3 separate regions of the Mus musculus genome follow, and all the other regions are linked to region 1. Evidence: chromatin loops called from intact Hi-C (ENCODE). Cell type or tissue: heart. All regions are shown on one strand.

The links. Peaks named below come from ENCODE experiments on the same cell type or tissue, not always from the same donor. Only the 100,000 strongest peaks of a DNase experiment are listed, where the experiment ranks them.
Region 2: it touches region 1 in a loop (2.0-fold over the local background); 7 of 42 quality-filtered maps call a loop at or near these places.
Region 3: it touches region 1 in a loop (2.3-fold over the local background); 10 of 42 quality-filtered maps call a loop at or near these places.

Annotation. Positions count from the first base shown.
Region 1 is chr16:33,690,578-33,698,577 of GRCm38, reverse strand. All of the region lies in intron 1 of Heg1 (heart development protein with EGF-like domains 1), which reads right to left. Among named protein-coding and RNA genes, the nearest start is that of Heg1, 10 kb to the right of the region's middle. In heart, a CTCF peak has its summit at 4,426; DNase peaks (open chromatin) are centred at 487, 1,097, 1,667, 7,037 and 3 weaker places; H3K27ac peaks cover 3,544 bases.
Region 2 is chr16:33,580,871-33,588,870 of GRCm38, reverse strand. The region is part of intron 4 of Slc12a8 (solute carrier family 12 (potassium/chloride transporters), member 8); the gene reads right to left. Among named protein-coding and RNA genes, the nearest start is that of Slc12a8, 67 kb to the right of the region's middle. In heart, a CTCF peak has its summit at 4,793; DNase peaks (open chromatin) are centred at 1,360, 4,670, 6,840, 7,910 and 3 weaker places; H3K4me3 peaks cover 1,416 bases; H3K27ac peaks cover 5,813 bases.
Region 3 is chr16:33,555,795-33,563,794 of GRCm38, reverse strand. The region is part of intron 4 of Slc12a8 (solute carrier family 12 (potassium/chloride transporters), member 8); the gene reads right to left. Among named protein-coding and RNA genes, the nearest start is that of Slc12a8, 42 kb to the right of the region's middle. In heart, a CTCF peak has its summit at 3,389; DNase peaks (open chromatin) are centred at 734, 2,334, 3,304 and 4,444; H3K4me3 peaks cover 570 bases; H3K27ac peaks cover 2,886 bases.

The DNA.
Region 1 (8,000 bases):
TATGCATAAGCAAACTGAGCCAGACACGAGAGGACCAACCCTGTATGGTTCCACTCGTGAAGTACTTAGAATGAAAACTTCATCGAGACAGAAAGCGGGCCAGAGGTTACTTGGGGCTTGAGGCCAGGGACGATTACTTAAGAGTTTCTGTTTAGGATGAGAGATCTCTGCAGATGAATGTGACGGGTGCAATCACATTGTGATTGTTGACTGGAACTTGGAAATGGTCAAAGCGGTAACTTTTATGATGGGTATATTTAGCCGCATTGAAAACCAGAACATATATTTTTACTGAACACCAGCCATAGGCTACAAGGATGAGTCAGACAGGGAGAGCTGCTGTAAGGGCTGAGCTGTGTAAATAAGTCAACTGAGTCCCTCTGGGGTGTGAGAAGCTCAGCGAAGCAGAGCTGGTGCCCCTGGGAGTTTGCAAGGCAAAACCTGGGGCTGGAAAGCCTTCCTTCTGCCCAGAGCTGCCGAGGCCCTCCCCAGGAGGAGTCTCCTGGCCTTCCCCTTCCCAGGAACTCTTCAAATGAGGGGGATTTCAGACAGGATGGCCAGAGGTGGGATACTCTCAGGGCAGGCAGGAACCTGGATGTGTGTGTGTGTGTGTGTGTGTGTGTGTGTGTGTGTGTGTGTGTGTGTGAAAGTGGTTGTAATCTCCCCAGAAAGGCCTGCTCGGCCACTCCAGGCTGTGTTTTGAACTGCTGCTGCGGATGTAATGATTTTGGGTGGAGGACATTTGGGAGCCAAATGAGTTTGTGTGAACAAAAGACTCAGCCGTAAATGTGGATAGTCCAGGACTCCCAGGAACCTTTGTTTCGTTCCTTGTTCTTATCCTAAAAGGAGAAGCCCTAAGAAAAATCACACACATCACAGAGCCTTTGGACGTAGGTCTGAGGATGATTTTTTTTTTAAAGTCCCTTGGGGCAGGCTCTATTGACGAAGAGTGTCAAGTTGAAAAGGCACACCACCCTCGCTGCCCATGAGGGCCAGTCTTTGTCAGCTGTTCACTACCGTGTCCTTTCCTCTCAGGAAGAGACAGATCTGGAGATCTGAACTCAGTCAGGCTAGGACAAGGACTAGCCTGGAGTTGTAAGACTAGGGTCAGCCTCCCAGAAACAGAACTGGCCAGGAGGGGCCCTTGAGGATCACGATGGAGGGAAGTAGCCTACTCGGTCAGGAGAAAAGCAACTCATGGGACTGTGTGTGTGTGTGTGTGTGTGTGTGTGTGTGTGTGTGCACACGCACGCGAGCACGTGTGTGTCCTCAAGAGAAAGTCCTGGGATCGAGGGCCAGAAGACTCCCACTCAGTTAAATAAGAACACATAAAAGCTTTCTGCAATGGGTAGTCTACCTTGTTTTGGAAGGGCACCTATCCTTGCATTTTCTCTGCCCCTCTCATCCTTTGAAAAACACATGAAAAGGCTGCTGGCAGAGGCTCCTCAGCCAAGGGGGACCCCTGGAAGGACGCCGAGTCTGGCAGCCTGTGCCATGCCTGGCCAAGAGCTGAGGAAGGCACAGGGCAAGAGCAGGCCTCTGCTCCTGTGTGTTCCCTGTGTTAGCTCACACCCAGAGAGGAAGCTGTGGCAGGGCTCCACCAAAGGAGACCTGCCAGGTTAGTGAAACAATGAAGAGGCAAGGCAAAACATCCTGGTTCCGAGGAGGAAGAGGGGGAGAGAGAGGAGGGCCGAGAAGGGGCAGGAAGAAACTGCCTGGGTGTGAGCGGGACCTGGGGCTAGGGTTTCCAACATTTACACAGCCCTTGTGGGGAGCTTTTCTAAGTTCTGCAGCTAACGTATTCCTAGACCTCTGTGAAGTGGCTCTGGCCTCCAGGGAATGGTAGAAATCTAATTTGTTTATGCTTGTTGGAAAATGAATGGAGTAGACCCTGGTAGACACAGGGTTCAGGAGGAGGCGGGAAGGGGGTTGGGGAACAGAGTCATCAGCTCTCTCTGGGACACACCCCCCCCACCATGGACCCCGACCAGGCATGATTCTTTATTTATATTTTTTGAGACAAATTCTCTCTACATAGCCTGAGACAAGGTCTCTCTAACTAGCACTGGCTGTCCCGGAACTCACTCTGTAGACCAGGCTGGCCTCGAACTCATATGGATCTTCTTGCTTTTACTTGTCGCAAGCTGGGACTAACAGCATGTGCTGCCACACACAGCTTGCTAAGAAGTTTCTTTAAGAGGAGTGGGGAGGTCACACTTCCATCAAATAGGACCAACAGGTTTCCCCTAGGTGGGCTCCAAGGGTGGGTCACCAAGGACACTGGGATCTAGACAGGTTTTATAGCCCAAAGGAGGATGCTGCTCTGTGTGGCCCACAGATGAGGGGAGCCTGTGTTCCACTGGGACTTGCAGGGAAGAGGATGGCGGCAAGGAGCGAGGAAGAGTTGGTGGATAACTACTGGCAGGTGAGAGAAGTCAAGTACAGAAATGATGGCAGTTCAGATGGGTGGGAGATGGAGGAAGGGCCACCAAGAGCAATTAGGGGAGCTGGGTAGAAGGGATGTCACATCGCATCTGTAACTGCTACCTGTGGGTTTAAACCTGTGACCATCTGGCAGCTAGCAGAAGGGACAGGCCTGAGCTACTGAGAGGAGTGAAGCTCAGAGAAGGCAGGTGAAGGCAAGCTGCCCCCTCCATCTTTGCCCTATAGAGTCTATAGGCCTGAAGACCGGTGGAGCTCTCCCTGCCTAGCATGTCCTATCTGCTTTCCTCCTGCCTTCTAGCAAAACCTGGCTGTTTCTTAGAACCAATTCAGAACTAACCGCCTCTCCAGAGCCTCGTCCCATTGAGAGACAACACCAGAAGCACCCAGAAATAAAGCTCTTCTCCCTTAGGGCCACACGTTTGCCCTGGGAGACAACTTTCACCAACCTGACCACATTCCGACTCTCTGGTCGCAATCCCATGGCTCTTTTCAGAGATTCTACAGCTCACAGGCGGTACTGCCCAAACAACCCCTGGGGTTAAGCTGGAGGCGGCCCGAAGGCCAAGGGAGATGTGAAGGATGCCTCTCTTGGAGGGAGAGAGGGACAGGGAGGACTGGTCACAGCAGCCAGAGACAAGTGAAGGGACAAAGGGACAGAGCATTTAAAAAGGCCGCTGACATTGACTACAAACATTCCTTTTCTCCTCTTCCTTTCCGACTGTCTCCTCATCCTGCCATGTCAACCTTCATGAAGCCCTGCCTTAGACTAACAGTCTGATACAGCATTAATAATAAACAGTGTGTACATGTCTACAAAGCATGCCCATGTGGTTTTATTTCAAGCTTATAACCATGAAATCAACAGGATGGGTTCTGTTATCTCTGTTTTACAAATGTGGGGGCAGGTCCAGAGCAAATGATACGCCGGAGGTCTTCATTCACAGTACTGTGTTTATGGGTGCCATCATAGTCACAATTGTTAAGGAGTGTGAAAGATATTAATGGCCTCATTAAAATTTTTTTAAAAATACATTTACCTTTTTTTTAATGTGCAATGGTGTTTTGCCTGCATGTATGTCTATATGAGAGTGTCAGATCTTGGAGTTATAGACAGTTGTAAGTGCCATGTAGGTGCTGGAATTTGAACCCAGGTCCTCTGGCAGGACAGTCAGTGCCCTTAACCACTGAGCCATATCTTCTGCTCCTAATAGCCCCATTTTTAACATAACCCTGAGACACTAAGAAGCAGCCTGCTCCCGCCCCTGCCCCCACTCCCCACCCCTCGGCCACATGGCTAGACAGAGAAGGGGCTAAGACCCATGTCAGAGTCCTCGAGCCACCGTTGCCATCTCTCTACGGGGCCACCACACACAACAAACAGCACTCTATGACCACAAGGCAAGCCTGTACTATAAATAATTTCCTACAAGCCACAAACCTCACCTATGAGGGTATGAGCCTCTTCAGAGAAGTCTCATCGGGACAACACTTAGGCCAGCATTTCTGTTACTGCTCATGTGACTCCCCAAAGTCTGACAATGTTTAATATATGCACACACCAAAACAGACATGCACATATGCACATAATTAAAAATGAAATACACATGCTTAAAAGAAGGACCCGCCAGAGGTTCCCACCTAGGAGAACGCCCATTGCACACAGAGCGGCAAACCTGCTCCTCAGAGGTTTATTACTGCACAACCCCACCTCACGTGACTGTTTTCTTCCCATCCCATTCGCTTCCTATGGGATCATCCCATCCCATCTCAGAGGTCCCAGGCAGGGATGGCTGCACTGAGCTTTTCTGGCTTTGAATCTGGCTCTTTCTGCTCTGTTTAAGGCTAAGGGTGGAGAGTTCTAGGGATGAGATGAATGAGAATGGCAGAGCTCTGGAATAGAGGAAGGCCAGCGGTCTCTAGGATGCAGACTTGAGCTTCTTGCTCTTAGAACTGGTACCCAGTCCGCTAAAACACCCAGTGGACGACTGTGTGCATAGCAGGATGCTATCAACAGTGTCTGTGCTGATTGTATTTCATCAACCGGACACAAACCTAGACACACCTGGAAAGAGGAGATGTCAAAAGAACTGCTTCCATCAGACTGGGCTGATCAAAAGAACTGCCTCCATCAGACTGGGCTGATCAAAAGAACTGCCACCATCAGACTGGGCTGGTCAAAAGAACTGCCTCCATCAGACGATGGGGTTGTGGACAAGTGTATAGGAGCATTTTCTTGATTACCATTTGAGGTGGGAGGACCCAGGTTACCTGTAGGCAGTGCTGCTCATAAGGAGGTGTTTTGGGTCATATAAGGAAGCAGGCTAAGCAAGCCCAGGCCAGCAAACCAGTGAGCAGCACTCCTCCACAGTCTGTTTCAGTTCCTGCCCTGACTTCCCTCAGTGATGGACCATAAGATGTAAGATGAAATAGACCCTTTCCTCACCAATGTGGTTTTGACCCAAAACAGCAGAAACCAAAGTAAGACAGTGTACCCAGTGCAAACAAGCCCTAGTTTCAGCAGCAGAAGAACTTCTAGTATTTATAGTGCTTTCCTGCTGGGCCCAGAGCTGGGGGCTTGACAGGGCAGATGGCCCATATACTCCCTGGGAAGGGCTCTTTAATTGCCCACTTAAGAGATGAGAAAACAATGGTACAAAGAAGCGAAACCTTCAAAGTCCCATAGTTGGCAAGTGGCTGCCACTGAGCTTGGACACCAGCTGGGGTCGATGCCAGTAAAGGTAGCAGGACTCTAGTCACACACTGGAAGTCTTACTCTATGGTGACAATAAATGCCATGGTGGCTCCAGAGGCTCTAAGAATGAAGCCTATTCCCCAAATGAAGTTACTCCAACCCCTCCCACTTCCCAGGGAGAGAAAACAGAGGCTTTAACCCTGTCCAAAGCTCATCCCTCCAGGCAACAGCCCAGCACTCTCTTCTGCGCACTTTTTACTCTTTCCTGAAACTCCGGATGCTTCCAAGGATGGTGGTAGCAGGATACCCCTGAGCGCCGAGTCACACTACTCATCTTCCTCCTTGGCCTTTACCTCCCAATCTACCAGAAACACTGAGGAGACATACGTCAGCTTACCAAAGCCACTTCTTCACCTCCAGAAGCCCGGCTCCTTCCTCACACAGAGATATCCCAGGATTCCTGAGCAAGATCAGAGCACCCCTTTACACCCTGCCCCCTAGCCCCAACAGTCCCAGGAAGGAAAAACACGGAGATAGCCCATGTTTCTCCTGTGTTATCTCACCTGTATGCTTTCCTCAAGAACTCCACGTGATCAAAAGGTAACATAATGCTACTAAGTTCAAGGACCCTAGAGCTGAAATATAAAGCAGAAAGAACTCTTCTGTTTTTAGCAGCCTCTGTGGATTTAGCAGATGGTCTTTTATTTCCCTAAGGGATCTGGTAGTCCTAGCCCTACAGCATGGGGTACAGCCCTGCTACAGTCCCTCTAGGGCATGCAAAGGAAGTGTGACCTTGTTCCAGTTTTCCTGGCCCTTCAGGATCCAGTCCTCACAGCCAACCTGCCTTCCTTCCAACACTGACATATTAATGCATTTGTGATGGGGGAGCTACAGGAAGGGACACCTGTGTCAAGCCTCTAAGATAGAGTAAGACAGGAGTAAATTTCGCATTTACACACACACACACACACACACACACACATTCATGCATGCACACACGCACTGACTACTGGTTATGATCGTGTGATCCTAGTACTTGGGAAGGTAAGGGGGCAGGATCCCAAATTCAAGGCCAGCCTGGGTTACATAGTGGAACGCTGCCTCAAAAACAGCAAAGCAAAAGAAAACACTGCTCTGAGAAGCAAGCGGACTTAGTTAGCATCAGAGTCTAGAAAGGTAGTAGTGTCGCCCTGCAGAGCTATTAGCGGTTTTAAGGTAAGAATCGGGTGACCTGAATCACACTTTAAGAAGATCACTGTGGCTTTCCTGAGCATCCGTTAGTGGGAAAGAGTGGATGGGGTGAACGGAAAGGGCAAGGGAGACACAGAGGGCAGAGTCCTGGTGTATTTCAGAAGCACAATCAGCCTGTAGAAGGCCAAGGAAGAAGACATGTAGAGGGTGACATCGGGCTTCTGGGTTAAGTAGGTGGGTGCTGCTCCTGACATGGGTGGTCGGCTTGCAGGGGAGAATCAGCGGGCACTAGATCTTTCTGATCATCGCTTCTCGGCCTTTTGGCTAAGATCAAGTGTAGATCTTTCTGATTGTCTTTCTCCATTTCACTGACCAATCTGCTACAGGGATACCACATCGGATGCCACCCACACTCACCATGCCACACGCAGGCTTCACTTTACACCCTACCCGTCCCAACTAAACAGCTCAAATAAAACGGAGTGGTAGCTGCCCAGCCACTTCCTCCCCAGTCTCCCTGCTCACGCTAACCTGGATCTAACAAGGGCAAAGGATGTGTCAGCAGAAACGCGCTAGCTTATTCTCACAGGTAGAGGGAGAGCCTCCAGGTTTCATGGCTATCCTGAGTATGGTATTGAAGTGTTCTTCCGACCACAGCCAGTTTCCAAACCACCCCACTTCCCACTGTGCCTCCCCGCCCTGGCTGGTGCCTGGGTCACTGCTTCTTCCTCTTGTCATCTAGACTGGGTGCTCACCACCCAGGCAAAGCTAGCTTCCTCTTCCTATGTGGCTTCAACAACTGCCCTTCCAGGCTGAACCTGACCTGGCTTCTCTCTGGGTCAGGTCCCTACTATCAAGGCACTGCAGAATTCCTCTGCTAGGACCTGCTGCCTATGGGTCTTTACAGTGAAAAGCTGCAGCAGGAGACACCTCCTTACACTGAAGAACAAGTCCTCTTGATAGCCTCCCCTCCCCTCCCCTCTTCTCTCTTCTCCTCCCCTCCTCTCCCCTCCCCCTCCTCCCTTGCTCTCCCCTCCCCTCCCCTCTTCTCCCCTCCCAGCATCTCCTTGGCTGGCAGCCTTGGGCTCTCCTGTTGTCCCCCTGAAAGGCCTTTGTCTCTCTCACCCTCCATTTCCCACAGCCTCTACTCCAGCCCTGTCCTGATTTTAGCCCATTCCCCCAAACTCAAGGATTTAATACTTCTTAGCCTTCCTCCCACAAGCTCCGGAATACCTTCTGGGCTGAAGTGAGGCAGAGACCTGCCAGGGGTTGTCAGCAAGGCCCATCTCCAGGCTCAAGTAAACATGAACACACAAAAGACACTGGTCTCTTCCCTAAGGCCACGAAGGCTTGTGGCTCCATTACATGGACAGGGCAGGATTCTAAGGCCCTTCTGTAACAGCCTTAGCTCCCTTCCCAGGCTGTGGTCTATGATAATTTCGAAATCCCAATTCACATCCCCACATCTTCTCTCCTCTGGCCTTGACTGATGATAACCTCTACGTAGAGTCTTGAGCTAATATGGAACCAGCCTAGACGGCTGTCAATAGGAAGCAGATAAAGAAAAGGTGCTGCCTATCTACGTACATATGTATTCAGCCAAGGAGAATGAAGATACTCCAGAGGCATGCACGGAACTGGAGCGCACATAGAGCGCTATGAGCCAGACTCA
Region 2 (8,000 bases), 110 kb after region 1:
AATAAATCTAGCCACTTTAGGTCTCTATGGAACCACATTTTTTTGTTTTGTCTTATAGTCCCAACTTATTGATATTACAGGCCAGAACATTGATCTGCCAACTGAGCTATGTCCCCAGCCTCTACCACAGTCCTTGTTTTAAAAATGCTTGTTTTAATTTTATTTATGTGGATACATGAGTCTATTCACATGGAGTTCAAATGAGGGCATGGGATCCCCTGAAGCTATAGATATTAGGAAGCTGCCGGATATGGGTGCCGGAAGCCGAACTTAAATCCTGTGACAGCAGGAACTCACTCCTAATCACACAGAGCCATCTCTCCAGCCCCTCACTCATAGTTGTTTGTTTGTTTGTTTGTTTGTTTTTCTAGACAGGGTTTCTCTGTATAGCCCTGGCTGTCCTGGAACTCACTCTGTAGACCAGGCTGGCGTGGAACTCAGAAATCTGCCTGCCTCTGCCTCCTGAGTGCTGGGATTAAAGGCGTGCGCCACCACACCCGGCTCAACCCACCCATAGTTCTTGAGGTGAAACATCCACTCTGGCACACCTCCACTCTACCTGGCCCACAATAGGTAGACCTCACAGTAAAATGGTAGACCAAATAGGACTCACAGTAAAATGACTCCTCTCATAGATCCCATGGGTACATCTCCTTCTCTGGCCCCTGCAGCACTCACTCTCAAGCTACTTTATTACAAGAACATCTGAGGTCTGAATTCTTCGAAGTATTTTAAATGTGTTGGTACATCAACCTAAACAACGTCTCTCAAGTGCCTTCAATCCATTTTGCTTCTTTGTCACCTTGAACAGCATATGTGAATGTACTAGCAGGCCTTGGAACTCTGAGACACAAGTGAAGCATTCTTGGCTCAGAGACACCCCAAATATTCCGCTTTGGCTTTCAGTCTTGTCCCCTAGAACTTGCTAGCTTGCATCACCTCACCCCCGCCACCACAGTGCCCCAGAGCTGAGCTTGAGAACAGAGCCCACCGTAGCTGCAGGCCTGGTCCACCCCCACCCACCATTGACCTCCCCTCCACAAAGGGAGCTCCCTCGGCTCCCAGGAGACTGTGCGTTTCTTCGGCTTCCAGGAGTCATAACTTCACAGGAAAAATATTCTTCAAGAGAATTATGAAGCTCCAAGATACACAGGGAGTCTTTGGGAGTCCGGTCCACACTTTCAAATCATCGTCAATTGCTTTCTCTTGGCTGAATATAGACTTTGTTCTGGCATATTAAATCCCAAGCACCGGGTTTCTGAATGGCTTGGCCTCCTCACAGCTGGTCCTCCCCTCTTCAACAAAAAGCAATAACAAGCTAAGTTAACTTTAGCTTACCCGCTGGCTGACCCCACAGACTAGTCTTCCTGAGGAGAAAACCAGGGCAGCCTTGGAGCTTGGCTCAGCCAGGCCAAGATGACGCACAGCTGAGCCAGGGCTGTGCACCCCGGGGCAGGCCAGCCCACAGCACATAAACACCTCATTCCACATGGTTCCTCTCCACCGCCTCCAAGGAGGTCTTAGAACTCGAAGGGTTTTGGGACCCTGGCCTGAGAGCTTTGCCTAGCCTGAGAGATTGCTTAGTCGGGTCGACTAGGAAGCCTTCTCTACCTCTTCCCCTCACATCTACAGGCTGAGAAAATTGGGCAAGGCAGAGAGAGGCCTCGAGGCTGCCTCTCCAGGGCCAATGAGAAAGGCAGCTCTAACATGTCCATAGCATATCTTTACGGTGGCGCAGAAGCATACACTAATACACAGCTTACCAGCAAAGACACTGACACACTCACAAGCATGCACTACACCCGAGCACACACATATACTGACGCACAGACATACACACACTCACACCTATACACGAGGGTATTTCATAAGCACGCATTCACACCAGACCATTCACAAATACACTTCTATGGGCACAGGAGCACGCGTGGGCACATTCATACTGACACACTCACACTGACACGCCCACGAGCACATTCCCTGGCACACACAATCCTGCTGCCCTGACCCTCTGCCCTGGAATAAGTCTAATTCTTAGCCTTTCTTGGAGAGATAATCTTAACCTTGAAAAGAACCTGTTGACGAAGATAATTAATGCTTTCTTGCAATCATATGAATGTGGGGAAAGATCTAAGTCTCTAACTATGGAGAACTGAGATATTTTAGATGTCAGTGAAGATGTTTGAAGTCGGACCTGGAGGCACAGACGTGTAACCCCCAGCCACGCAGGAGGCGAGAATTTTGATTGACAGGAGGAGAATGGGGCTGAGGTACAGCTCAGAGTGTCACTCTTACCCAGCATGCATGAGGACCCGTATCATAGCAAACCACCACAGTACTTAGTAGCGCAGAAAACTGACAAGCCATAATCTTATCTAATACCTAGCATGCTAATTAAAAATAAATAAATAAATAAAAACTTCCAATGTTTTAAATATTAAAAATAAACTTATACATGGAAGAAATATCTATGCCAGGCCTGGTAGTACATGCCTTTGAGTTTGAGGCCAGCCTGTACTACAGAGTGAGTTCCAGGATAGCCAGGGCTACACAGAGAAACCCTGTCTCAAAAAAAACAAAATATTAACTGTGGTTGTCTATATAAATAATTATGGCAATTCTTATCCTCTCTGTCTCTCCCTCCTCCCTCCTTGAGGCAGATCTATCTCTCCCTCCGTCTGTCTGTCCTCCCTCCTTGGGATCTAGCTCTTTCCCCCTCTTTGCTTCCCTCTCTTTCTTCATCTGCCCTTTCCCTCCCAAGATAGATTTGATTACGTAGCTTGGGTTGGCCTGGAGTTCCTGACCCACCTGGCTCCACCTCCCCAGTGCACAGGTTCCTGACATCTGCCATTAGACTCAGCAAGTCTTCTCCTTCAAATTTTTCCTATAAAATTCCTGCAGTTAAGAAAAAAAATTGAAGGCAATCTACTTATTATGAAAAAGTCGTATCTTTCAGGAAATGATCCCACGCGAAGGCCAAGTGTCTAGAGGGGCATCCCAAATGTGCCATCTTCTTTTCTTTCTCCCCGTGTATACTTGTCCTGCTTCCCAGAATGATTAGAATCGTTTACGAGAAAGTCATGAGTAAGAGAATAAATAGCATTTAATTAGGGAGGGGTATCACCCACAACACAGCCAGAGGGGTTCAGTAAGGTTCTGAAGTGAAATCTGAGGCTGTGGCCTTGAGTCTAGAATTTGGGGCCTAGGGAGATAATCTATAGTTTTTCTGACCAAGCTCATGGGGACAGGGCATTGGGCCTGGTTGCTTGGTCCCATATAGGCCATTTTTCTCTCAGATGAAAAGGAGTATCTGAGACTGGCCTTATTACACACACAAACACACACACACACACACACACATACACACACACCTCCTAAGCCTGTTGACGCTTGCTCATTCTGATTCCCTCTCAGGATTTGTAATAAATATCCTGGGACAGCTCAGACTGAGGCTTGTCACTCTGCCTCCCACACAGAGCAGTCCTCTTCAGCTTCAGAAACCGGTGTCTCCCTCGGGCAGACTTCATCTGGGAAAGGCAGGCATGTCCTGTGGAGCACCACAGGTCAGAGGCACCGAGTAGGGTTGATAGAGGCCCAGCTGAGAGGATAGCCAACCCTGCTGGGATTCCAGGTCTGTCTGCATTCAAGACTCCCCATGCACTATGTTTGGGGCTTCTGTTTTTGCAGGTCTAGGGTTCGAGGCAAGTGCCCTAGCCTTGAGCTACACCCCCAAACAAAGCTTGCTTCCTGACACCCAAATGGTAACTGCTTGCTGCAAAAACTGGGTCCTGTCAGCTGCCATCTCCAAGCCTAAGTGCCTGGGATGCTGAGAGCCTGCAGCTGCTGCCTGTGAATGCGCCTGGGCTTGACCTGAACATCTGCTTCTGAATCCACCGAGTAAAAATACTCCAGGGCCCCTCTGTGCTGTGTACTTTTAAAGACCAAAAGCAGAATGGGGGAGGGGTGGGAGAAACAAATCCTCACAGGCCCAGGCAGGAAGAGGCAGAGGGATGCCCTTGCAGGCCTGTGTGTAGAAAGACCTAACTTCTCCCCAGATTCCGGTCACTCCCCTGAAGTTGTCAGTAGGCTGTAGTTCTTGGGGGCTTAGTGTTACCTCCTCAGGGGGGTGCAGACGGAAGGTCTCCTCTTCCCGTGGTAAATGCCTTTAGCGGTGATGTAAGAATCGTTGATCTGGGTTTGGGTACCAGTTGCCCAGGCTCACAGACCTAGCCACGCGGTGGCTGCTGGGAAACACCCTGTGGCATCTGTAGTGTAAGTACTCACCCAGCCCGCTACACACACAAACCCTGGTGAACTGAGTACGGGCAGCTGAGCCCTTGGTGAGGGAGTCCCGTTGTGACTGTGGACTAACTTAGAAAATGAGGCTTCTAAAAACGTTGCTGGTGTTGCTGCTGTGGGTTGTGGGCTGCGGGCTGCGGGCGGAGCTTCCCGCATCACCCGCTTTCTTCTGAGCTCAGGTCCCCCACCCTGCAATCAGTTACCGGTGACCAGGGACCAGGGACCAGCCAGACAAGCCTTTCCTGGGAAGGGACAATGAGAGAGTCTGGTCCAACCAGGAATAGAAAGAGTGGAGGAAGGGCTTGGAGAGAGGAAGGGAGGCAGCGGCGCCCCCCAGACTGAGGGAGGGTGGGGCCTGAGAGATCACAGGAAGAGTCACTATGCAAGGAAAAGGAAAGGAGAGGCCGAGGTTCTGGGAAAACACAGGCACCAAAACAGCCCCGAAGGGAGGGGCGCGAGGGACACTGGCAGGGGAAGGGAAGGCCACCAGGGCTCAGCACGCTGAGATCCTCAAAGAAGAAGGAAATACAGTACAGTCACTGCCGGAAGTACTACTCGAGCCTCCAGCAGCGTATGGCCGGTCCTAAGCCCCCGCCCCAACCCCCTCAGATGTGGAGTTGGACTGACATCCATGAGAGCCCAGTGTCACACTACCTGTCATCCTCTGGGGACAGAGACTCGGGCACATCTAAAATAGCCTGACAGAGGGGTGAGGAAAAGGAGTGTTCAAAGAGTGCCCATCTCACAGCGGCAACAAGGGGCAAGAGGCGCTTAGCAGCAGGGACCCTGTCAGCCTGGGCTTTAGCATTATCATCTGCCCCACTCTGGGATCCTGATCACAGGGAGGCATGGCCTGGGGAGAGATCCCAGCTGGGTTCCTCTTGCCTGGGCATTGGGTGTGAGATCTAGTCCAGGCATAAGACTGCCCCGAAGCTCCTGCCCTGCCACTGGGAACCAGCAGATGACAACCAGCATCACCAACGCAGCTACAACCTGTCTAGGGCCTTGAATGGTTTTATCTTCCACGGTTTTGGGTCAACAGTGATTTGTGGTTTTCCTGAGTGCAGATAATGAGAGATGAAAAGAGGGAAGAAGGGCAGGGGTATGGTCTGCTTGACTGGGCCATTTTTAAAATTTGTATTTTTTTTAATTCTCATACAATATATTTTAATCATATTCTTTTCTCTATCTTAATTCTTCCCCACAACCAACTTTGTGTTCTCTCTCTCTCTCTCTCTCTCTCTCCCTCTCGCTCTCTCTCTCTCTCTTTCTCAATAAAACACAAAAACAAAATAAGGAAAACAAACAAAACCACAAAATCAAAACAGATAAAAATAAAGAAAAAAATCAGTAAGACAAAAAATACCACAATAAAACAAAAAGTACACACACGCAAACCAAGACCACAGAGACTTTTATGTTGTCCAATAATTCCTGGGCATGAGGCCTACCTAGAATGTGGCTGATATTCCTAGTGACACACCATTGGAGAAAACTGGGTTGTTGTTGTTTTGTTGTTGTTGTTGTTGTTTCTTTCCCAGAAAGTAATCAATTACAAACAGCTCCTGGTTAGGAGTGGCGTTTGGTACATTCCCGTGTGTGACACTGCTACCATGCTCAAGAACCTGAGGCTTCCTCGGTCATGGTCCCTAGCGAAAACATAACACTATTATTCTGCTAAAACAATAACAACAACATAGCAATAAAATGACACCTTGCTATATCCACAGATCAGAGCATCGCTCCATCCAATCAGAGAAGCCTCTTCCTACAGTAGATGAGAGCCAACGACAAGAAGATCCACAACTGGACACCATCCAGAGAGTGAGAGGCTCTGGAACACTGTGTCCTAAATGGGATATCTTTATCAAACGCCTCCGTCCAAGGTTAGGAGTTCTATGAAGAAGAGGATGTGGGCAGATTGTAAGAGCCAGAGGTGGTGATGACTCCAGAGAAACATCATTTTTTCAGACCCCACAGGATGCACACGTAAACTTACAGAGACCGAGCCACTTTAACCACGAAGGACACTAGTGTGCAGGACAGAAGCAGAATATTTAGAAGACGCAAGAGTCAAACGAAGAGAAACCCCAGATACTGCCAAGGCCATATATGATGGATTCCCCCTGCCCAGGACAATTAGAGGTGTCCAGTAAGAGTGTTTTGAGCTGGATGTGGTGGGGCTTGCCGGGGACCTCAAACTGAGGCAGGTGCTTGAAGAGTTCGAGGCTGGCTTCAGAGTAAGAGGTGGCCTCAAAGAAAATCCTAAAAAGGATAGACCATATCCAGTGTGTACAGCTAATGGGCCTGCAGAGAAGAAAGAGGAGATAGGACAGGTTTGAAAGAGGCCCCAGGGAACTCTGGGCAGTGAGCTGGGAGCAGCCCTCAACCTGCACTCTAGCCTCATCCCTGGTAACTTTGGTCGTTCGAGGAGGGGTTGTGGAGGAGTGAATGAGGTCTCCAAGTCTGAGACTCCACCCAGAGAGAAAACATGAAGAGAGGGCTGGACATTCAGCAGGGGCCAGAAGGGAAACGTGAAATGGGGCTGGGCCTGCAGGGTCCACCCAGATTACCCAAGGAAAGCAGCCTGGAGCCTCCTCTGTCCCTGGGGAAGGCCTCCACCCTGAGCGGGACAGGCTGCCAGGAAGCAGTAACACCCCCACCAACCCCCCCCCACACACACACACACATACACACACACACATACACACATTCTCGCATCCAAGGGGATGAAGGGCCAGAGGAGGAGGGGTAGATGCTCTGCTCTGATGGGGGAGTGACTAAGTGTCCAGCAACTGAACCCTTGCCACCTCTACACTCTGAAAGAGCAGCCTGGTTCCTCTGAGCTGAGCATTCTTCCTTGTGGAAGGGAAGCTGAACGTTTCCTATTGCAAGATGGCTTCTAACAGCCAAATTGTGCCTTCTATGACCAATGGCCTCTGTTTTTAAAAGTACTTGGGGGCTGGAGAGATGGCTCAGTACTGACTGCTCTTCCAGAGGTTCTGAGTTCAATTCCCAGCAACCACATGTTGGCTCACCACCATGCGTAATGAGATCTGACTCCCTCTTCTGGGGTGTCTGAAGACAGCTACAGTATATTTATGTATAATAATAAATAACCCTTTGGGCCAGAGTGAGCAGGGTTGATTGGAGCCAGCAGAGGTCCTAAAAATACAATTTCCCAACAACCACATGAAGGCTCACAACCATCTGTACAGCTACACTGCATTCGTATACATAAAATAAATAAATAAATCTTTAAAAAAAAAATGCCAGAAATGAGGACAAAGCCTGACTTGGGCTCTAAGAAGAAAGCGTCACCTTAAGGAGAGGAAAGCAGTAGCTACTGGGGCAGCCAAGCTTGTGCCAGATCCCATGTGGAGTGCTGTCCCAGCTGGACATTTAAGCTGTCAACAGCCTGGCACATTTTCTCAGTGAGGTAGGAATCCCAGAGAGAGGGGCCCAGGGCAGATTCTAACACTGTGCTGGCTTCACAACTATCCCAAGGATGCAGGGAGACCTGGCAGGGAGCCAGGAGCTCCAGGGGCAACTAGGGCCCTGCTTTGGGGACTAGAGAGGTCCCACCCACTGTGGCCCCAGATTCCCCCACCCACCCCCCACCCCCAGAGGCCTGGCCTGTGTAACTCTCAGCCTGAAGGATTCCCTGAGAAAGGAAAAGCTGGCCTCTTATCTCCTGGGGT
Region 3 (8,000 bases), 130 kb after region 1:
TGATGAGAAACAACTGGCTAGCGGCATTTGACATTCCCTTCCCACAATCCTTCATCTGCCTTGCCTGGTGTCTGGTTCTGAGCAAAGGAGGGTCTGTTTAAGTCAGACCAGTTTTGTTCTTTGGCCCCTCGGGTTGATGCTGGACTGCCTATTCATAACATACATCCACAGATCCCCAGCCAGACTCCAGCTGATCTATGGGAGTGTCTGGCCAACATCCCTGCTCCGTTGACTTCCTCTCAGCATCCCCAGATCCCTCGCCTTCCTTTCAGACCTACACAGTTGGAAAGAATAAGGCAGGAGACTCCCTGTCCCCGTTGTCTAGATTCTGGTTTGATTTACTTACATACGGATATGGGTATTATGACACATGGGAAAGGGGGAGAAGGAACGGAAGAAGGGAGGGAGGAGGGGGAGATAGTATTGTTATCCAAGGCTGTGACAGTACACAGATACAGTACTGACCTGGGATAGGTAGGATATACAGTCCGATTTCCCAGTGACCCATCCCCCCCTCTCCACTCTTTCATCAAATATGCAGCGCCTCCTTAAGCGCCACCACTCCTTACATACAAGAAAATCCAGGAGGAAGACATTCAAAGCCACGGCTTCTCTCAGCTGTAACCCTTCTTCCTTCCTTCTGCCCAAGAAGGTCTGACTGAACTTGTAACCGGTCTCCACCCAGGGCCGGGCCCTCTGTGAAGGCATTGTGAAATCCCTTGCCAGCTGAGCCTGTGCAGACAGAATACCTGAGAGCCACTGCCAAAACAGGAAGGTTGGCGCCTCTCTGGGGGGAGCCTGGGGAGGATCAGCCACCCAGGTCTGCAGACAAGGGGCCAAGGGTGGCCGGGACCTTTCCCCAGGGCTCTCCACATTCTGATTCCTTCATTTGCCCAATTAACAGAGTCTCAAACCCTGCCTGAGGCCTTAGCCCGGTGCTGGGTGACACAGACGTGACAGTATCTATCCCTATCCCCCAGAGCATTCACGTTGTTGTGACAAGCCACCTAAGGGACAATTCCAGCAACTGGGACTCTTCTGAAGCCTCAGTCCCACTATGACATCCCAGCCGTGTGCCTCAGATCACTGTCAAAGCAAATGAGGGTTCTGAAGAGAGGGACCAGGTAAGGGCATCCAGGCAGGCCCAACTTCATCTCTCCCTGAGCATCCATGAGCTTCCAGATTCTGTCCCAGTGTCTATAACAAGAACTTGTCACACTAGCCCTCCGTGGTGAATGGCATCTGCTGAGATCCAATATAAATGAATGACCACACTCCTCAAGTCTAAATCATCCGCAATGCCTGCTTCCAAGTCACCCAAATGCTGCTCATTACCTTTGTCCACAGGGGTCACAGGGGTCACATCTTCGGCTAAACACACTAACATATATATTTAGTGGTAAAAGGGTACCAAGAGGATTTAGGACAGCAATAGGAATGAATGATCTGGGCTAGGCCAAAAACTCCCATACACTGGTTCATTTCAAGGATCCAATCATGAAGATAGAAGGAAAGAGAGAAGGGAAGGAAACCAGAAAGGGAGGCAAGTCAAGTATGGGGAGAGATAAAAGAGAAACAGAAGATAGGATAATGATGATGATGATGATGATAATAATAATAATAATAATAATAATAATAATAAAAACATCTTGGTGGTACACCTTTAATCCCAGCACTCAGAGGCAGAAGCAGAGGCAGGTAGATCTCTGAGTACAAAGTTAGCCTGATCTACATAGTGTTAATCCAGACCCAGCTAGAGTTACACAATGAGATGCTGTCTCAAAAATAAAGGCTATTCACCATGCCCCTTCTACCGCGGCCTCAGATCCCGCAGGCTTGCTACCCTGACCCAGCTGTGCTCCTTGCCCACTCTCAGCTGGCATCTTTGTCAGGGAACTATGCTAAGGAATGGCAGAAATGCTCACCCACGCTGAGGTGGGACTGCCCTCGGGCTCAATGCAGAGGACCAGTGTGGAGCCACCTGCTGTATCACCCCGCCTTCCAGGAAGAAGGCAGCTGCTGGAGAACCCAGGGGTGAGAGGCAGGCTACGTGGGGAGTGACCTCGGTGGCCTGACAATAAACCTGCCGGACTTTGGACCTGAATCTAGCACTTGTTGGCTGAGCTTGTCCGAGATCTCAGTTCCTAGTGGCACTGGGAGAGCATGTCTTTGTCACCACCCTGCCTGGTGTTGTTCACAGGCTTCTATTTCATCTCTTGTTTACCCCTCTAGGGGCTTGGCTCTGACCATCTGACCCCCACAAGAGAAGGCTGGCTGAGAACTCAGGCTCTCAGACCCTCTTGATCTGAAAGAATGGAAGCAGTATAGAGACCCTACCTCTACCTGATGGCACATGGCGCCTCTGAGGTCATACTAGCCAAGCCACTTACTACACAATCTAGGAAAATTGGACCAGCTCTTTGGAGTCTCCACTCCCTTGTCTATAAAGTGGGCATTGTTACCTCACGGCCCCCACTAGGTGTTTCAAGGGTGACTAGGATAATACATATAGAGTGTCCCTCTCCCCGGTTCCTCAAATACGTACATATGTACACACACACACAGCAAAGATCTGTGAGTTCAAGCCTTGGCTGAGCACCAGTCAAGTGAGAGGTTTGGAACAAAGATGGGCGCTATGCTCTCAGCACACTCCAGACCAATGGGTTAGGGGACTTTCTATCCCCAGGTTTCTGGGAGCAGAACACTGGGACCCATAGTCTTTGTCCCACACTACACCTCACTGCCCATCTCTGAAGAAGGCCATGCGGAAGCCTGTAGGAGCAGAGGACACCGGGCAGGGATCCCCAACCCCATGCAGTTTGAAAATACAGGTGGACAGAGGTCTAGCATTGAACCAGAGCTTAGGGTGTTCCCTGCTTCCCTCGGACTCTGCCAGCACTGCTAGGGGCAGGCAGGGCCATGGGGACCAAGGCTGGAATGAAAGTCAGGCCCTCATTGAAATAGTTCTCTGCCTACTCCCAGACTTTGCCTCTCTCTGCTGGACCAGCTGGGAGCTAGCTGCACAGCGGCGCTCTCAGAACCAACGTCCCCTCTCCCGGCTGCTGTTTCGGCATCTCTCAAGTAACCCTGCCCAGCCCTGTCCAGTGTCACTTGAGAGTGTGTGCATGACAGTCCTTGGTGAACAAAAACATAAACACCAGCTCTGGAGAAGCAATCCACACACAGGAGTGGGTGTTTCCTCCTAGGACTGTGGAAGGGAGAAGGGCTGAGTGAGCTGCCCTGGGGCGAGGTATCCTGCCCAGAGGTCCCGAGAGAACACAGACTGCAACTCCACACAGAGGCCACGGAGGGCACTGCAAGGCCGGCCCTCCAGGCAGGCCTTGCCCCACAGCCTGGAAACCACTTGGAGACAAAGCCTGCAGCGTTGGTGTCCACCACAAGGGGCAGGAGCTGGTTGGGAAGGTAATGCCACAGTGGTAACCTGGCCCCTGTTCCCGTTCCAGGACTGAAGCAGGGTGCTAAAAATGGGGTGCAAGACAGGGGTCTCACAGTAAGGGCATGGAGGCCTCCCTTATGGCGGCTACAGACTAGCCGACCGCTCCTGCAGGGACAAAAAAGGCCATGCAGTCTGGCTACCTTTCCTCGTGGGCTCTCTCCATGCAAATATGTACTGCCTGTCTCTGTAAGCCAGTGCTGAGCAATTCTGAAAGATCCAAGCCTTGTCCTTCTTAGCCACCATGTGGGCTGACTTCACACTCCAGAGGAGCAGCCAGAATGTTCGTGTTCACCCTGCTCCACAGGACAGAGCTCACGTATATACTATAAACCTAGGCAAAAGTCCATGCCTTAGGGCATAGGCCTTACACAGGAACCTAAGTCTGATAACTCAGATTTTTGCCTCTCTGCTAGACCAGCAAGGGGCTGACCGCAGAAGCCTGGGTTCCTAGAAATTACTCCTCTCTCCAGACTGCTGCTTCTGCGTCTCTGAGGTGGGAAGCAACCCTGCCCAGCATCTGTCACAGTGTGGTTTTGCTAAGTGGACATATTGTCAGGCTTCTTTCTAAATAGTGACACATATAGACCAGTGCTCCCTGTAATCTTGGTCAGAGACGCATAACTGGTCAAAGAGACTGAACTGATGACTGAGTGAGTCCTCGGTTCTAAATGGGACAGCTATGTGACCTCCATCCCACCCTCAAGGCTGAGACACCATCTCAGATGAGGCAGAAAGAATTGAAGGCCCCAGGTGTGGGGAGGAGCACTGTGGGTGGGGAGGAGCACTGTGAGTGTGGAGGAGCACTGTGGGTGGGGAGGAGCACTGTGAGTGTGGAGGAGCACTGTGGGTGGGGAGGAGCACTGTGAGTGTGGAGGAGCACTGTGAGTGTAGAGGAGTACTGTGGGTGGGGAGGAGCACTGTGGGCACTGTCCTCTGGACATGCCACGATCAATACACTCGGGAACCCACAGCAGCTATGGCCACCGGCAGAAGACCAGGCCAACACAGTCAGGAGTCACCACTCAACAGAAAGTAACAACTGGCTTCAGTGGGCTGCCAAAGCAATACAGAAGCCAGAGCGGATGTGAGGGTGGGAGGAAGATGTGTCGGGGATGTCTCAGGGTTGTTAGAAGGGGTCTTGGGGGTGGATATGACCAAGATATATTACTCACACATAAGAACTTGTCAGTGAAGAAAAGACAATTCTACTTTTAAGAGATAATTAGATTAATCCTAACTTTTAAAAGTAGAAAAATGGAGATAATGAATGAAGGGCCAGAGGGTGTTTGACTTTAATTTGAGATGGTGTGTAGACCATGGGAACTGGCAATATGGAAGCTGGGTTGGAGAACTCTAGGGAGGCAGATGAAGCAGGGCAACGGTGATGATGAAGAAATCCCAGAGTACTCACTGACAGCAGAGAACTGAGCTTCGTGCTCCCCTGATCACCAACAGTAGAGAACTGAGCTCTGTGCTCCCCTGATCACTGACAGCAGGGAACTGAGTTCCACGCTCCCCTGACCATATGAGGACTAGGAAGACCAAGAAGAGAGCAAAGGACTTATTTCACAGAATCAAGGAAAAATGGCTATTTCAAATAGGTACATGACCAATGTGCAAAATGGGTCATAGATAAAACCAGGCGTGACAAGATATGTCTTTAAGACCAGCAGCTGGGTGGTGGAGACAGGAGGATCAGAAGTTCCAGAGGATCCTTGGCTATAGAGTGAGTTCTAGTTCTGCCTGGACAGTGAGACCCTGCAAAAACCAAAACCCAAAACGAACAAATTAGCAAACAGGAATCAGAGTTGAGCAAAGGTCCTGTGGCGACCAAGAGCTCAATGGAAGCTCAGGAAGAGCCGTCTCAGCTGAGAGCAGAAGCAGGCAAGATCGCTGGAGCCTTTCCTAGCTCCCATGCTGTGACTCTGCCCTTCATCGGCCAAATACAAGACCCCAGCCTCACGGAGCAGCTTCTGCCTGCTGGATTCTGCCTGCTGGAGACCAGCCTATCCCAGGTCCCGCTGACTGACTCAGACACCACGCGGAGCAGTGCGCCATGGTCATGTGGGCTTGTCACAGAAGCTTGGCAAATGCCTGCCCGGATAACCAAGGGATTATGTTTGGCGGTTCACAGTTTCATTTTAAAAATGTAGAAACTAGCATTAAAATGTACCTCGTGTTACTTCATCTTCTAAAATACATTTTCTCTCTATTTGCCTGACTTTCATGGCATTATGATCGTTTTGGCATGAGACTCGTCTTATATACATGAAATATGAGTGCCCCCCCCAAGGCATTTTAGGGGCTTTGAGACAAATGTTTGAGAGTGTCATGTCTACACAGTCATGCTGTTCATCTTTGTACAGTCCCACACTGTGTCTTAGGGGGAGGTGTGTGCTAGGGAAAGACAAGACGGGAAAGAAAGAGGGACCCTTGCTGCCAGCCTACATGGCAAATAACCTGGTGGCCAGGGACAGAGGTGGTGAGGAAAGTCAGGACAAAGAGAATATGACACAGAGAGACATCCTGAGACAGAGGGATATAGCACACAAACGTCACACACACACACACACACACACACACACACACACACAGTTTAAAATTTTTTAAAAATTAAATGACAAACATTCAAACCTACTATCCAACTCTTGTAGTTATCAATTATTCCTGGGGATCATTGGCAAATGATCCCCAGATCCCTGGGATGCCCAAACCTGCAAATCCCACTAAATCCTGCTCTTTCCCACACACACCTATGATGAAGTTTAATTTATAAGGTAGGCCCTGGAAAAGACTAACAACAGCGAAACTGAATAATTGGGAAACTTATGAACTGTTTGTCAATTAATTTGATCAGTTAATTCTCCAGTTTTCCATTTAATATTTTTTGGTGGTAACCTAAACTGCAAAAATTAAAATTGTTTTTAAAGAAGGGTTGCTACAAGCTGGGCAGTGGTGGCGCACGCCTTTAATCCCAGCACTTGGGAGGCAGTGGCAGGCTGATTTCTGAGTTTGAGGCCACCCTGGTCTACAGAGTGAGTTCCAGGACAGCCAGGACTACACAGAGAAACCCTGTCTCGAAAAACAAACAAACAAACAAAGGAAGCTGGGTGGCTGTGGGGTACATACCTGTAACTCCAGCTCTCAGGATTTGAGGCAGGAGGATCATAAGCTCAAGGCTAGCCTGATAAAAGTTTGAGTTAAACACTACAAAATAGGAAAAAAATGTGGGTGGGAGGAAGACACTATAAAAGAAATAGCAATAACCCCCAAATTGAAGGTAACAAGCTGATAGATTTTTGTTGTTGTTGTTGTTGTTGTTGTTATTGTTGTTGTTGTTGTTGTTGTTGTTGTTTTAGGGGCTGGAGAGCCGACTCAGTGGTTAAGAGTACTGGCTGCTCTCCCAGAGGACCTAAGTTCAGTTTTCAGAACCCACATGGTGACTCACAACTATCTGTAACCCCAGCTCTGGGGGAATCTGTCGCCCTTTCCGGTATTCTATGGGCACCCACGTACATGTTCACAGATACACGCATATGCATAATTTACAATTTCCTTAATCAGAACAGCACAAATACCTGAGACTGTGGGGTGCGAGGCAGAGAAGCAAAATGTTGTCACAATTCTATTCCAAAGTATTTTCAACTTAGGATTTGTGATCCAATGTCAATCACTGCTGAAGGGGACCTACATTTTCTGGGACTTACAGGATAGGGTCCAGGACCTAGACAAAGAGGTAGAGTCCAGCATACCAGCTGGGACCCAGCAGAGATCACCTCTCCAGGAAAAGCAAGGCTGAAGAGACAGGCTCCATGAGGGGAGCCCTGGGACAGCACCAGCAGCATCTGGAAGCTCTGCAGAGCATTTTCTACGTGGAACTGGCCACAGAAAATAAAGCAAATCAAAGGTGATGCTGTGTTGGGGTGAGTGGTACCCCCAAAGGTATGTTTTCACCCTAGATCTAAGAACCTACAAATGTGATCTCGCGTGGGAAAAGGGGCTTTACAGACAGACCTAAGGATCTCCACAGGAGGTCAGCCTGGATTATCAGGCTGGCTCTATTTGTAGAGATGAGGTTATTTTGTTAAAATACTGACTACACAGTAAAAAGACAACAGGGCCATGTGAGAGAGAGAGAGGCGGAGACTAGAGTGACCAGGCACACCTAAGGGACAACTGTGCTCCCGGGAGCTGGAGGAGGGTTAGGAAAAAGTCTCTTCTAGGGATTTATTGGGACAGTGACCCCAAGACACTTTTGATTCAGACGTCTGGTCTTCAGAACTACATGAGGATAAACTTCTGTTATCTCTGTGGTTATAGCAGTTGGTTAAGGAAGGCTGAGGACCTAGCACTTGCAGTATATTTAATTTCAGGAAACTATACAAAGAAATAGAGTATATAGTTTAGATCAAAATGGATTTTTTATGGATGTATTACTCCTTTATATATATTTTTAAAGGACAGATGACATCAGGGGAAAGCCTCAATATCTGTAGCAAGTGTCCAGCATGAATGAAAAACTAAGCTGACCGTGCTCTGTGTC